3 separate regions of the Homo sapiens genome follow, and regions 1 and 2 are each linked to region 3. The links are chromatin contacts, found by Hi-C or POLR2A ChIA-PET in ENCODE. All regions are on one chromosome and are shown on one strand. Each heading gives the region's core, a stretch centred on a gene start or an enhancer-like site at or near the end of the contact. The rest is flanking DNA. Distances are from core to core; before and after follow the strand shown. Region 1 has its middle 81 kb from the start of ZNF365. Region 2 has its middle 150 kb from the start of ZNF365. Region 3 has its middle 110 kb from the start of REEP3.

What was found. Hi-C counts contacts between places; a loop is a spot of excess contacts on that map. ChIA-PET counts read pairs that join two places held with the same protein, here RNA polymerase II (POLR2A). Pooled maps may share reads with other maps.
Region 1: a loop to region 3 is called in a map with no recorded cell type, with 5 times the contacts of the local background. The contact joins two enhancer-like sites. A Hi-C loop is called at or near these places in 3 of 37 single-sample maps with no recorded cell type and 3 of 50 pooled maps. POLR2A ChIA-PET finds 5 or more read pairs at or near these places in 1 of 52 experiments (OCI-LY7).
Region 2: a map with no recorded cell type shows a loop between it and region 3 (9-fold over the local background). The contact joins two enhancer-like sites. A Hi-C loop is called at or near these places in 3 of 37 single-sample maps with no recorded cell type and 9 of 50 pooled maps. POLR2A ChIA-PET finds 5 or more read pairs at or near these places in 1 of 52 experiments (T-cell).

The regions. Positions count from the first base shown.
Region 1 is chr10:62,453,577-62,457,956 of GRCh38, forward strand. It overlaps a transcript of ZNF365 not described here. Among named protein-coding and RNA genes, the nearest start is that of ZNF365, 81 kb to the left of the region's middle. RefSeq lists an enhancer at 3,901-3,950. Within about 2 kb of position 1,640, at least 9 of the 41 ENCODE cell types and tissues checked have a DNase peak (open chromatin) inside an H3K27ac peak, as active enhancers do; they include OCI-LY7, where a contact is called at or near this core.
Region 2 is chr10:62,524,770-62,529,206 of GRCh38, forward strand. No RefSeq gene overlaps it. Among named protein-coding and RNA genes, the nearest start is that of ZNF365, 150 kb to the left of the region's middle. RefSeq lists an enhancer at 2,562-2,781. Within about 2 kb of position 2,687, at least 5 of the 41 ENCODE cell types and tissues checked have a DNase peak (open chromatin) inside an H3K27ac peak, as active enhancers do.
Region 3 is chr10:63,626,996-63,631,065 of GRCh38, forward strand. No RefSeq gene overlaps it. Among named protein-coding and RNA genes, the nearest start is that of REEP3, 110 kb to the left of the region's middle. RefSeq lists enhancers at 2,021-2,230, 2,621-2,800, 2,811-2,860 and a silencer at 3,331-3,660. Within about 2 kb of position 2,821, at least 41 of the 41 ENCODE cell types and tissues checked have a DNase peak (open chromatin) inside an H3K27ac peak, as active enhancers do; they include OCI-LY7, where a contact is called at or near this core.

The DNA of each region.
Region 1 (4,380 bases), core at 390-2,889, 1.2 Mb before region 3:
TAGTGCTTCAATAAATATGTGGGTGTAGGTACTTTTTTTAATATGTTGATTTCTTTTCCTTTGGGTAGATACCCAGCAGTGGGATTGCTGGATCAAATGGTAGTTCTATTTTTAGTTCTTTGAGAAACTGTACTCTTTGACAAAGAAATTCTACTTCTATAGATTTTTTTCTCCAAGGAAATAAATATGAAAGTATGTAGCCATAAAGATGTTCATTTCAAGATTGTTGAAAATAGTGAAAACTTGGAAACAATTTAAATGTCTAATATTTGGGATATGATTTAAGTAAGTTGTAATACATCTTTACCATAGAACACCATTGTAGCCTCACACCCCATTTAAATGATGCTGTGAAGGTTAAAAGAGTACGGATTCTAAAACTTGATTTCTTGGGTTTGCAGCCTGATTGTGAACTTACTACCTGTTAGATATTGGTAAAGTTTCTTAAATTGCCAGTGCCTCAGTTTCTTTTTTCATTTTTTCCTTTTTAAACGTATACCTTGCTGTTCATGTACAACTCAGTGTCTCAGCTTCTTCATGAAGATAATGATGTAGCATTACACCTTCCTCATAGGGAACTTACCAGGTACTTATCAAATATTAGCTATTGGTAGATAAGCAGTTACCAAGCAGGAAAGTCATGTATTACTTCTTATTAAATACAAATCATTGGTTAACAAAAGTCTGTACAATATGACAATGTATTGTATTTTAAAAGATCCTTTTAGAAGGTCTAGACCAGTAATTCCCAAACTGTGTGCCAAGGAATCCTGGGGCACTATGGTGAATTCACAGCAACACCCATCCCAATATATTCTAAAATTTCTAGGGAAACACAGTGACACCTTTGGACACTGGGAACTACATACTACCATTAAGGTGTTTGGACTAAACTACATAATAAACATAATTTATTTTGGTCTAAAATGCTAGACAAATTTACGGAAACACTGAGAGTGCCATGAACCAAGAAAGCTTGAGAACCTCTAATCTAGCTTGTGGACATATACCAAGGTGTTGATGTTACTGAGAGGTGGTATTACATGTGCTTCATGTTTTTTTTTCTTTGCTTCTGATTTATCTAGACTTTCTAATTTTCTGCAGTGAACATTTACTATCTTAATTAAAACAATTTCTTCCTGAATCCGTGCAACAACCATTTATTAAGCACTATTTGGTGTCAATTTCTGGGCTGGACACAGGAAGGCAAAGATGCCACACCCTCAAGGAGCGCATACTTGAGGGTGAGTCTGGAATGTAAACAAATAATTGCTGTTCAGTAGAACAGGCTCTGAGACAGTGGTGCTGATTGGAGTGGGAGCTCTGAGCTCTGCTTTTGGAGATTAGTGCAAAGTTAGGCACATCTTGTGGGATAAATGGGACTTCCAACTGGAAATGGAGAAGGGGTAGAAGAATGTTCCTCCTTGTGGTTTGTGGGTGGAGACTTGGATACATTTGGTGGGGGGTTAAAAGACTGGAAAGGCAGGCAAGGTTAGAATAAGAAGGCTTTGGTGGGGCATGCCTTGGACTGGGCAGTTAACTTGTAAAGGACAGAAAAACGCTGACAGGTTTTAAGCAGGGGAGTGTTATAAATGTTGTGCTGTGGAAGGATCACTCTGGCAGCACTGTGGAGACAGCACAGGGAGGCTGGGAGAGAGCTGGACAGGGAAGGGGACCAGCCAGGAGGATTTTGTAATAGCCCAGGAAAGAGGTCATGAAGCCCCAGTTGGCTAACAACAGATTATGTAATGGGCCCCTGTGGACTAAATCAGCAAAAGCAAATGATCCAGATGTAGAACACTGTTCATCTCAAAATATGTTGGTATCTTTAAAAGTAAAAACTTTTTTTTCTGGTGATAAAGATAATACATGTTCAATACAGAAATTTGGAAACTATAGAAATGTACAAAGAAGAAAATGAAAGCATCTATAATCCCATGAACTGGAGCTGAGATATATGTATATGTACATATACTGTATATGAGAGATAAAAATTAAATATTATATTTATATTTAAATACTGATTTATAAATCTCATATATACATAGTTTATTTAAACTATGTGCATATGGTAAAATAAAATTAACTTAGAGAAGGATAGAAAATAAAAAGTAAATATTGAATGTTTACCACATGCTGGGCACAAAATATAAGAACTTACATATATTTGGTTATTTAATTCTCACAGCAACCTTGTGAGAAAGGTCTGCATGTATTCTGCCATTTTACTGATAAGTGAATTGAAGTACAGAAAGATCAATGTGACTTACCCAAGGTTCAGTAACTTGTAAGTATCAGAGCTGGGATTTGAAAGGAAACTAAGCTGTTTTTCCTCCAGGGCCTGTACCATGAAATCGTGATGGGGCAATTTTGAATGATGTATTTAAACTTCTGTTGTTTGATTCATTGACTTTACACAGTGACTCCTGACACTCCACTACAGCGTTGTCCAACTAAACTTGCTGCGGTGATGGTGATGGACAGATTCAATATCTGTTCAATCTAGTACAGTAGCCACTAGCCACATGTAGCTAGCTGTTGAGCACTACAAATGCTGCTACTGTGAACAAGAGGCTGCATTTTAAATTTTAATTAATTTAAATTTAAATGACCAACTGCTGCTAGTGGCCACCCATGGGACACCACAGATCTCCATAAGATAAAAAAAAAAATGAACACCTCATCCCTTGGTCATATTCTCTGTCCCAGTAAAACCAACTTTATTTCTTATTTCAGTCCTTTCCCATGATCATCTCCATAAAACATGCCTATATTTATATTTCTTGATTTACTGAATTGAACATTATGTTGTCCATGCCGTGTAAGATGAGAAATTATTTTGTGTACGCCACTCCCCCACCCCTCTCTTCTCATTTTTATGAATTTATTTCTATCATTGGTTACCTGTATACTTTGGTATTAGTTAAGATTCTTCTGATTGCAAGTTGGATAGAAAAAGCCAAATCCATCTGATTTCAGCAATACAAAAGGAATTTACTGGCTCATATAAACAAGATCAGAGGCAGAACTGGCATTAGACCAGGCTAAATTGAGAGCTCAATGTGAGCGGGACTCGATTTCAGCTCAGCTGTCCTCAGTCTGCACACTTCATCTTCAAGTTCTATGTGGTGACCACAGCTGTAGCTCTGGTTTCATATCCTCTTAGATTCTAGACTAGCAGGAAAGTAAGCATCTGTCTTTCTTGTAATGCTATTTAGCTGTGACCACAATGATGCTCAGTTAAAACACACACACGTGCGCACACATGCACACACACACACACAAACTCAGTGATTACAACAATAAGCATTTACTTAACATGTGTATGTGTGGGTTGGCTGAGGTCAGATGATCTAGATTGGGCTTGTTGGGGGTTCTGCTGATCTTAGTAGGAGCTGCTCACACTTCTGAGCTCAGCTGGGGGTCAGCTAATTTAGGCTGGGCTTGTATGGACAGCTCTGCTGATCTTTCTTACGCTTCTGGGCTAGTGTAGCTCAGCCCTGTTCCATATGTCTCTTATCTTCTTTCCTGAGACCGGTGACCCATCCCAAGCATATTCTCATGGTGATGACAGAGGCACAAGAGTGCAAGACCAGCTGCACAAACATGTGTACCCTATGCTGTGTCATGTCTGCTAACATCTCATTAGCCAAAGAAAGTCACATGACTGTACCCCAAATCAACCGAATGGAGACGTACTCTCCTCCCATGAAAGTGAGAAGGAGGCAGAGAATATTTCTGCACAATAATTTTCTATACCACTTAAGCAGATGGGGTTGGCTTGCTCATTTCAAAACAAGTGATGTGGCCAAGGGCATAGGTTGTACACTTTGGCCTAGACCTAGGTCCCATATTCCATCATGGGTGTAGAATTACATTCACATTTGCCAAAGCATGTGAGCTAAGAGTGGAGAAGGAAGGCTTACTTCAAATGAAGGTTAGGGTTCTGCTAGCTACATATAGGGGAAATGGATGTGAGATGGCAAACCACAGTGACAATTATAACTTTAAACAATAGACTTACAGTTTTATTTCTTGAGTCTTTGGTGTTAGATAGTATCCTTTGACACCACATGTATAACAGTTCTCTTTCATGCCCCATTTCCACTCTGTCAACTCAATCATTCATGCTATTTGTTTATATTTATGAATGAAGGGCTAGGTAATTAACAACGGTGGCTAGGTGTCAGGTGCAGCTCCCTGCCACTGAGTAGGTGTGTCTCCTCAGTAAGCATATCTGAGGTTGGTGGCTGGCTGTGTACATGGGTGGGATGTGTCAACCACAAGCTTCCCTTTAGGATGCAAGTACAGAGAATCATGCAAATGACTTTCTTTTCACCTCAAAACACCAAAAACAGAGGGCTTCACTGTGGAATGCCA
Region 2 (4,437 bases), core at 1,437-3,936, 1.1 Mb before region 3:
GTTTTATCATTATATAATGTCCCTTTTTGTCTGTTTTTTGTTTGTTTGTTTGTTTGTTTGTTTTGAGATAGAGTCTTGCTCTGTCACCCAGGCTGGAGTGCAATGGCATGATCTCGGCTCACTGCAAACTCTGCCTCCTGGGTTCAAGTGCTTCTTCTGCCTCAGCCTCCGGAGTGGCTGGTATTACAGGTGCATGCCACCATACCAGCTAATTTTTGTATTTTTGCAGAGACAGGGTTTCACCATGTTGGCCAGGCTGGTCTTGAACTCCTGACCTCAGGTGATCCTCCTGCCTCAGCCTCCCAACGTGCTAGGATTACAGGCATGAGCCACTGTGTCCAGCTCCTTTTTGTCTTTTTTAACTGCTGTTGCTTTACAGTTTGTTTTGTCTGACAAAAGAATAGCTACCCCTGCTTGTTTTTGGTGCCCATTTGCATGGAATATCTTGTTCTACCCCTTTACCTTAAGTTTATGTGAGTCCTTGTGTGTTATTTGAGTCTCTTGAAGACAGCAGATACTTAGTTGGTGTATTCTTATCCATTCTGCCATTCTGTATCTTTTAAGTAGAGCATTTAGGCCATTTACATTCAATGTTAATATTGAGATGTGAGATACTATTCTATCCATTGTGCTATTTGTTGCCTCAATACCTTGTTTTCTAAAATTTATTTATTATGTTTTTGCTTTATAGGTGCTGTGAGATTTATGCTTTAAGGAGGTTATATTTTGGTGTAGTTTGAGGATTTGTTTCAAGATTTAGAGCTCCTTTTAGCAGTTCTTGTAGTGCAGGCTTTATAGTGGTGAATTCTCTTAGTATTTGTTTGTCTAAAAAAAAACCTGTATCTTTTCTTCATTTATGAAGCTTAGTTTCACTGGTTACAAAATTCTTAGCTGATAATTGTTTTGTTTAAGGAGGCTAGAGATAGGGCCCCAATCCCTTCTAGCTTGTAGGGTTTCTGCTGAGAAATCTGCTGTTAATCTCATATGTTTTCCTTTATAGGTTACCTGGTGTTTTTGCCTCACAGCTCTTAAGATTTATTTCCTTCATCTTGACTTCAGATAACCTGATGACTATGTGCCTAGGCAATGATCTTTTTGTGATAAATTTCCCAGGTGTTTTTTTGAGCTTCTTGTATTTGGATGTCTAGGTCTCTGGCAAGGCTAGGAAAGTTTGCCTTGATTTTTCCCTCAAATATGTTTTCCAAACTTGTTAGATTTCTTCTTTCTAAGGAACACAAATTATTTTTAGGTTTAGTTACATAGTCCCAAACTTCTTGGAGGCTTTGTTCATTTTTTAAAAAATTCTATTTTCTTTGTCTTTGTTGGATTGGGTTAATTTGAAAACCTGTTTTTGAGCTCTGAAGTTCTTTCTTCTGCTTGTTCGATTCTGTTGCTGAGACTTCCCAGTGTATTTTGCATTTCTCTAAGTATGTCCTTCATTTCCAAAAATTGTGATTGTTTTCTATTTATGCTATTTCACCGAAGATTTTTCCCTTCTGTATTAGTCCATTTTCATACTGCTACGAAGAAATACCCAAGACTTGGTAATTTATAAAGAAAAAGAGGTTTTATGGACTCACAGTTCCACATGGCTGGGGAGGCCTCACAATCATGGCAGAAGGCAAAGGAAGAGCAAAGGCACATCTTACATGGCTGCAAGAAAGCATGTGCAGGGGAATTGCCCTTAATAAGACCATCAGATCTCATGAGACTTATTCACTATCATGAGAACAGCATGGGAAAAACTCTGCTCCCATGATTCAATTACCTCCCACTGTGTCCCTCCCATGACACATAGGGATTATGGGAGCTACAATTCAAGATGAGATTTGGGTGGGGACACAGCCAAACCATATCACCTTCATTTCCTGTATCATTGTTTTGGTTTCATTAAGTTGGACTTCATCTTTCTCTGGTGTCTCCTTAATTTGCTTAATAATCGACCTTCTGAATTTTTTTTCTGGCAATTCAGAGACTTCTTCTTGGTTTGGATCCATTGCTGGTGAGCTAGTGTGATCTTTTGGAGGTGTTAAAGAAACATGTTTTGTCATTTTACCAAAACTGTTTTTCTGATTCCTTCTCATTTGGACAGACTATGTCAGAGGGAAGATCTGGGACTCAAGAGCTGCTGTTCAGATTCTTTGTCCCAAGGGGTGCTCCCTTGATGTAGTGCTCTCCCCTTCCCCTAAGGATGTGGCTTCCTGAGAGCCAAACTGCAGTTATTTCTCTTCTGGATGTAGCCACTCAGTGGAGCTACTGGGTTCTGGGCTGGTACTGGGGAGTGTCTGACCAAAGTCCTGTGATGTGAACCATTTTCATGTCTACCATCTTCAGGTGTCTCAGTCTTGGATACCAGCACCTGTTTTGGTGGAGTTGGCAGGGGAGTGAAATGGATTCTGTGAGGGTCCTTAGTTGTAGTTTTGTCTATTGCACTAGTTTTGTATTTGTTGGCCTCCAGCCAGGAGGTGGCACTTTCAGGGGAGCATCAGTTGCCATAGTATAGGGAGGATCAAGGCAGTGGGTGGAGCCCTAGAGCTCCGAAGAGATTATGTCCTTTGTCTTTGGCTACAAGGGTGGGTAGAGAAAGACCATCAGGTCGGGGCAGGGTTAGGCCTGTCTGAGCTCAGGCTCTCCTTGGGTGGGGCTTGCTGCAGCTGCTGTGGGGTATGGGGATGTGGTTCTCAGGCCAGTGAAGTTATGTTCCCAGGGGGATTGTAGCTGCCTCTGATGTGTCATGCAGGTCACCAGGGAAGTCGGGGAAAGCTGGCAGTTACAGGCTTCACCTAGCTCCCATGCAGCCCAAGAGGCTGGTCTCACTCCCACCATGCCCCCACCAACAGCACTGAGTTTATTTCCAGGCAGCCAGTGAGCAGGGCTGAGAACTTGCCACAGGCTACTAGCCTTTTAGCTGAGAAAGCAAGCAGGGCTTTCAGGTCTTGTGCCTCCCTGCCTGCTGCGGCTTCTGTGCTGTGTATCCACTCCCGATTCACCTCCTCCCCCAGTTTCTATCGAGGAAATTTGTGTTCAGTTGAAATTGTTACAAAGTTCAGCTGGAAGTTTCTTTCTCCCTGTGGTCTTTTCCCAGTTCCTCTGGCAGCCCTTCCCAAGGATCTCTGTGAGACTAAGTCAGAAATGGCTTCCCTGGGGACCGAGAGAGCCCACAGGGCTCTTCCCACTACTTCTACCCTTGTATTTTGCTTAGCTCTCTAAATTTGTCTCAACTCTAGGTAAGATCAAATCCTTCTCCCATTATCTGGACCTTCAGTTTCCCCCGTGAAGGTGTGTGTTCAAGGGCAGACAATCCCCCTTTCACACTTTGGGCACTCACATTTTTTCAACCATCTTCTGGGGCCTGCAGGAGCAATCTGCTTCCTTCAAAGGGTCTGTGGATTCTCTAGGCTTTCCGGGTATGTTCCTGCAGTAGTTCTTGGAGTAAAAGTTTACAATGTGCATCTCCACAAGCTGCTCTGTCCATCTGAGTGGGAGCTGGAAGTTAGTCCTGCCTTCTATCCACCATTTTCCTGCTGTTCAAATAAATGCCTTTTCTTTATAAATTACCCGGTTTCAGGTATTTTGTTATAAGCAACAGAAAACAGACTAAGACAGACAGCTTTAACCATTACCAAGTTCTTCCTGCCATTAAGCTAAACTGATTCCTTGTAATGTCTTTCCTTTAGTTCTATTTGTGTCTGCTTGCTTATAATACATTTAGTGTTTCTTCTATTAAACAGTCCTTTAGCTATTTGAAGACAACTATGCTGTTTCCAGCCCTACTCTAGCCTCACTCCTAAACTTTCTCTTCTCTCGAATATTCAAAACCAGTTCCTCATACTGAACTTTAACAAAGATCAAGGTTCTGTTTGAGGCAGAAAAAAAAAAAAAAAGAACTGAAACAGTGACTCTTTTTTGTTTGACCACATCCTCTTGTTTATCTTGAAAATCAAGGTGGATAGACTATGAATGTGAGATGAAAAAAGCCAAAGAGGCTCTCTGTGTTACTATGATGACTACTCTGATCTGAGCCACTATTACTTCTTTCCTAGACTACTGCAATGTATTTCTAACTAATTACTAATTGCTATCTCTGACCTGTGTCCCTATCGTGAAGGTAAGAGTACTGACACACAGAGTCTCAATAGGTAATTTACTCAAGATAATGTCACATGTAAAAGAATTGACTCCAAGACTGTTTTCATCTATAGCCTGTAACAGAACTAATGATGGCCAATGAAATTATCACTTGGGTCTTGAATTTAATCTAGATGAGATGAAAATAGTGGCACTTTTGAAAATAATTTTAAAAGCATACTTAAGAGTTCTGGTTCCAAGGAAGATGGAGTAAGCACACTCCACCCCATCTCTCCTACTGAAGGCAGTTATAAATTCTGGACTGAATGCAAGGACCAGCTACTATGTGAAGTCTCTGAAAAATAAATG
Region 3 (4,070 bases), core at 1,571-4,070:
AAAGAAACTCCACTTCAAAATATAAAGTCATAAATTCAGTATGTAGAAATTATAAATATTTTATTAATTTATCTTGTAACGAAAGGGGATGTTGTAGCACGTGATGTATTTGGAAGAAGAATTAATACTTTATAAGGCTTGTGATGCCCCTTACATTCAGTTGTGATAACCAACAGTAGTATATGTTTGTTTTCACACTTTGCGAAGAGGCATCATCCCGATTTTACAAATACGCAGAGACTCACTAGTGACCAACCTGTGACCGGGTGCAGTGGCTCATGCCTGTAATCCCAACACTTTGGGAGGGTGAGGCGGGCGGATCACTTGAGCACAGTTGGAGACCAGCCTGGGCAACATGGCAAAACCCCATCTCTATAAAAAATACAAAAATTAGCTGGACGTGGTGGCTGGCGCACACCTGTAGTCCCAGCTATTTGCGGGGCTGAGGCAAGAGGATCGCTTGAGCCCGGGAAATTGAGGCTACAATGAGCTGTGATTGCACCACCACACTTCAGCCTAGGTGACACAGTGAGATGCTGTCTCAAAAACAAAAACAAAAAACAGTGACCAACCTACGACCCAAGCAACCGCAATGTTTGTGACTTCGGACTCTGTTGTTAATTACGTCACAGTTGGTTGTCTTAGAGATCACAGAATACTTGGAAAGTTAACATGGAAATGATTCCTTCCATACATGTATTATATAATACAAAAGTTTCAGATTATCAGAATGTTAAATGAAGTAAAGTTGTTAAGTCATTGGAAGTTAATGGATTTGGTTTCAAGAGTAGCTTTAGTACAGAGAGAAAGGATGCTTTTAAAGTGAATAGAAAAAAATGAAGACAAATAATTTACTATCAGTTATGGACTAAGACAAACAGGAAGAATCTGAAGAGAGGATGCAGCTGAAACAGGAGGAGTATCCTCTCAGGAAGTGCTTTCCTTCCTTCCTCTCCTTTCCACCAACATTTGTTCCACGGCTTCCTCTCTTCAAACCACACCTTGTAAACCCTTTTATGTGCTCTGTTCACAACAAGAATTTCATGTGCTGTTCCATACTGGGTTTTAACTAATAAAATGCACACACACACACACAAAAGGCTAAATGCCTTTTTACACAGGAGATTAACTTTATTCAGTCTTTAAGCTGAAAGCAAGTACAGTTAGGATATATAGCAGGCGACAGTTTCCATATGTTCTAGGAAAGTGGAGCTGTATTATTTATAGTTTACAACATGTTGTATAAAATTAAAGCTAGCAAGGGGGCTCCCAGGGAGGTAAATTAAACAAAGAAGGGAAGACTTAGAGAACTCTATTTTGCTATAATCAGAGAACATGCCTATAAGAAAGCACTAAAAAAAATAATATTTAACATTAAACAATATGCAAAAGTACTTGGGGTGTTTACAATAGCTTAAATTCTAAAATTAAAAAGGACATTGAAGACTGAGAAGGGGAAAAACACCTTAATTTTGTAATCTTAATAGAAAGAAAAATGTGTCCTAAAAGCAGGAGTAAATAAATGTCATTAAAAAGGTGTATCTTCCAAAGTGCAAAGACACGTTACAAGAAATCAGGTTGCTCTTTGACCCACCAGTCTCAAAGCACATTAGACTGCAGCAAGTAATAATTGCTTCCTCATTTAGATTAGACAATGAGTGCTCTCTGCAAGCTGCTCTCCTCTAAATAGATTGTAGAGAGTAATTGAAACAAGTTATATGGGGAAGTGGAGTGACCGATTCCTCAAAGTGTGGGAGCAGAGCTATGGTAACCTCTTGAGCCTGGCCTTCATCCTGTTCCTATTTAGGGAATCCGCGGGGCAGCCAGTGTTGAGTGCAGTCTGCAGTTCGCCGGCTTTATTGTTCAGACTTGAAGAGAAGGTCACATGCCCTCTTTGACAGAGAGGTTTATGGGCTCTCTCTAATTAGCAGCACCCTCCACCAGACAGACTGTTGGCCACTTTCCAAGAACGGGACTTGGTAGCGGCCACTGATGAAGGAGAAAACAAGGTTATTTACCCTGCGACTGTAATTCTTGGCACAAATTCTCCCTTTACACTCAGACACGTTTTTTCTTTTGTTCCAACTTGCCTTTGGAATCCTGATTAGGGCGTTAAGAGAGGGAAATGCAGCTATATATTTAGTGGTGTAAGCAACCCATATGTTGGCCTTAGATACTTTTGACTATTCTAAGACCTCATACCAAAAGAGAGAAAGAAAAAGGAAAACGAAAAGGGCAGCGTAGTCGAGCGTTGCTTGCAAATGTAACTGCTTAAGCACATGCCCACACACAACTCCAGAAAAGGAAGTTTAATTTGCAACATCTATAAAATAACGACAGTTGTATGGTAGGACACAGAAATCCCAGCGGTAAAGTGTGATTGGGCTTAGCTATTATTGGAGTGTTAAAAGAGTACCGGGAATATATTTGGCTTGTCCTGTTCTGTCAGTTCTGTAGGCCGGTGGATTAAGCTGATAGAAATGCTTTTTGGTTGATTTAAACCAGATGCTCCGACTATTTTTGTCCCGTTTGCAGGCGCAGAAGCTCTGCATAAGGCAATACTGCCCCCCTCGGCCGACCGCCAACTGCAAGGCGTAGGAGACTGCTCTCCACTAGCCACCTCGGCCATAAAACCCTTTCAAGTCCCTATTATTATTCCAGGCACATTCCAAGGGGATTGAGTCACAGAGTTCACTTGGCTTTTCTCCTGCCCTGAACTGCCTGTACCAGGTGGAATACGACTCTCAACTTCAAATATGGAATCCAAAAGCAGTCAAAGAGCGCTTTAGAGCAAGCCCCAGATGCGAACTCTACTGCCACTTCTCCCCCTCCCCCAACTGGGGTTTGCTGGCTGCGCAGCTGTAGTCCCACGCCAGCACTAAGGTCGCCTGGTCGACAAATGAGGGTTTTCTTTGGGGCATCCTGTAGAGCTGTCCTATTTTCTCTACCACTTTGAGAAGCCCCAAGGGCTGCTTGGCGGCGAGGCACAGACTGGGCTGAAAACTTTTCCGTTGGGCAGTGCGTCCCGGAGACCCAGGAGGCCCAGGCCGGGAGCCCAGGGGGCTGGAGGTTCTGCTGGCTTTTAAGTCTGCTAGGAGGGAAAACTCCCAGCCCCTCCCACGCGTCCTCCCAGACTCGCCGGCCGCCTGCCCCGGGCGGGGAACGCGCACATCTGGCGGCCCAGGAGCCACATCTGATGCACTAACCCCCGCACCCAGATGTCCAAGAGGCCGGGGGAGTCAAAGAACGCCAGGGGCGGGGCGACCGCGGCTGCGGCTCCTCCCTCGGGCAGAGGGAGTCCAGATGCGAGGGACGCCCTCCAGAGCCGAGCTGGGCCGGCCGGGCAGCTAGGGTGCTGGGAGGTTGCGGTGCAGGGTGGGTGGGTGCAGTGAGGCTGGAGCCACGCTGGGGGGGCTGGGCTGGCGGGGGGAGGCTGGAGCCGCGCCGGGGAGAGGGAGGCGGCGGTTGGGTGCTGGAGGGCGCTGGTGCCGTGCCAGTGGGCGGTGGCGCCTTACGCCACCCGCCCCACCCCCGTCACCGTGCCCGCCCCACTGCGTGGGATTTTACAACCTAGGTCCCCGGGAGGTGGTGGTGGAGGGAGGGGCGGCGGGGACGTTTCCGGGGCGGGGGAGGGGCGCACTGCTCCAGAACTGGACCGAGGGCGGGGCTCCCCTCTGCTTCTCCCCTCTGTTCCAGCGCTGAGACGCAGGCCTTTCCTGGCGCGAAGCGACTCGCCCCGGAGCTCCCCTGCACCGTCCTGGGTGTCAGGACGCGTCAACCCAGATGACCCGACCCGGAGATCCTGGATCCTCTGCCCTCTTCCCCCTACCAAGTCCTTAACCGGAGAGGGAGGAGCTACCAATGTCCTCCAGACGTTCTCCAAAGCCCGAGCTGCCGGGAGAAGCTTGCTCAAGGCGGGTGCGCCCCTCAGACGTTTGTTTGCACGCAGGGGTTTTGACGTTTCGCTAAGCAACAGCGTTTGCCAGGGAATCAGGGCTGTTTCGAAGAGCTTGCGTCTATTTGATGCTCCCATCTTGAACAAATCGTTTCCATTCGATTTGTTTAACCAA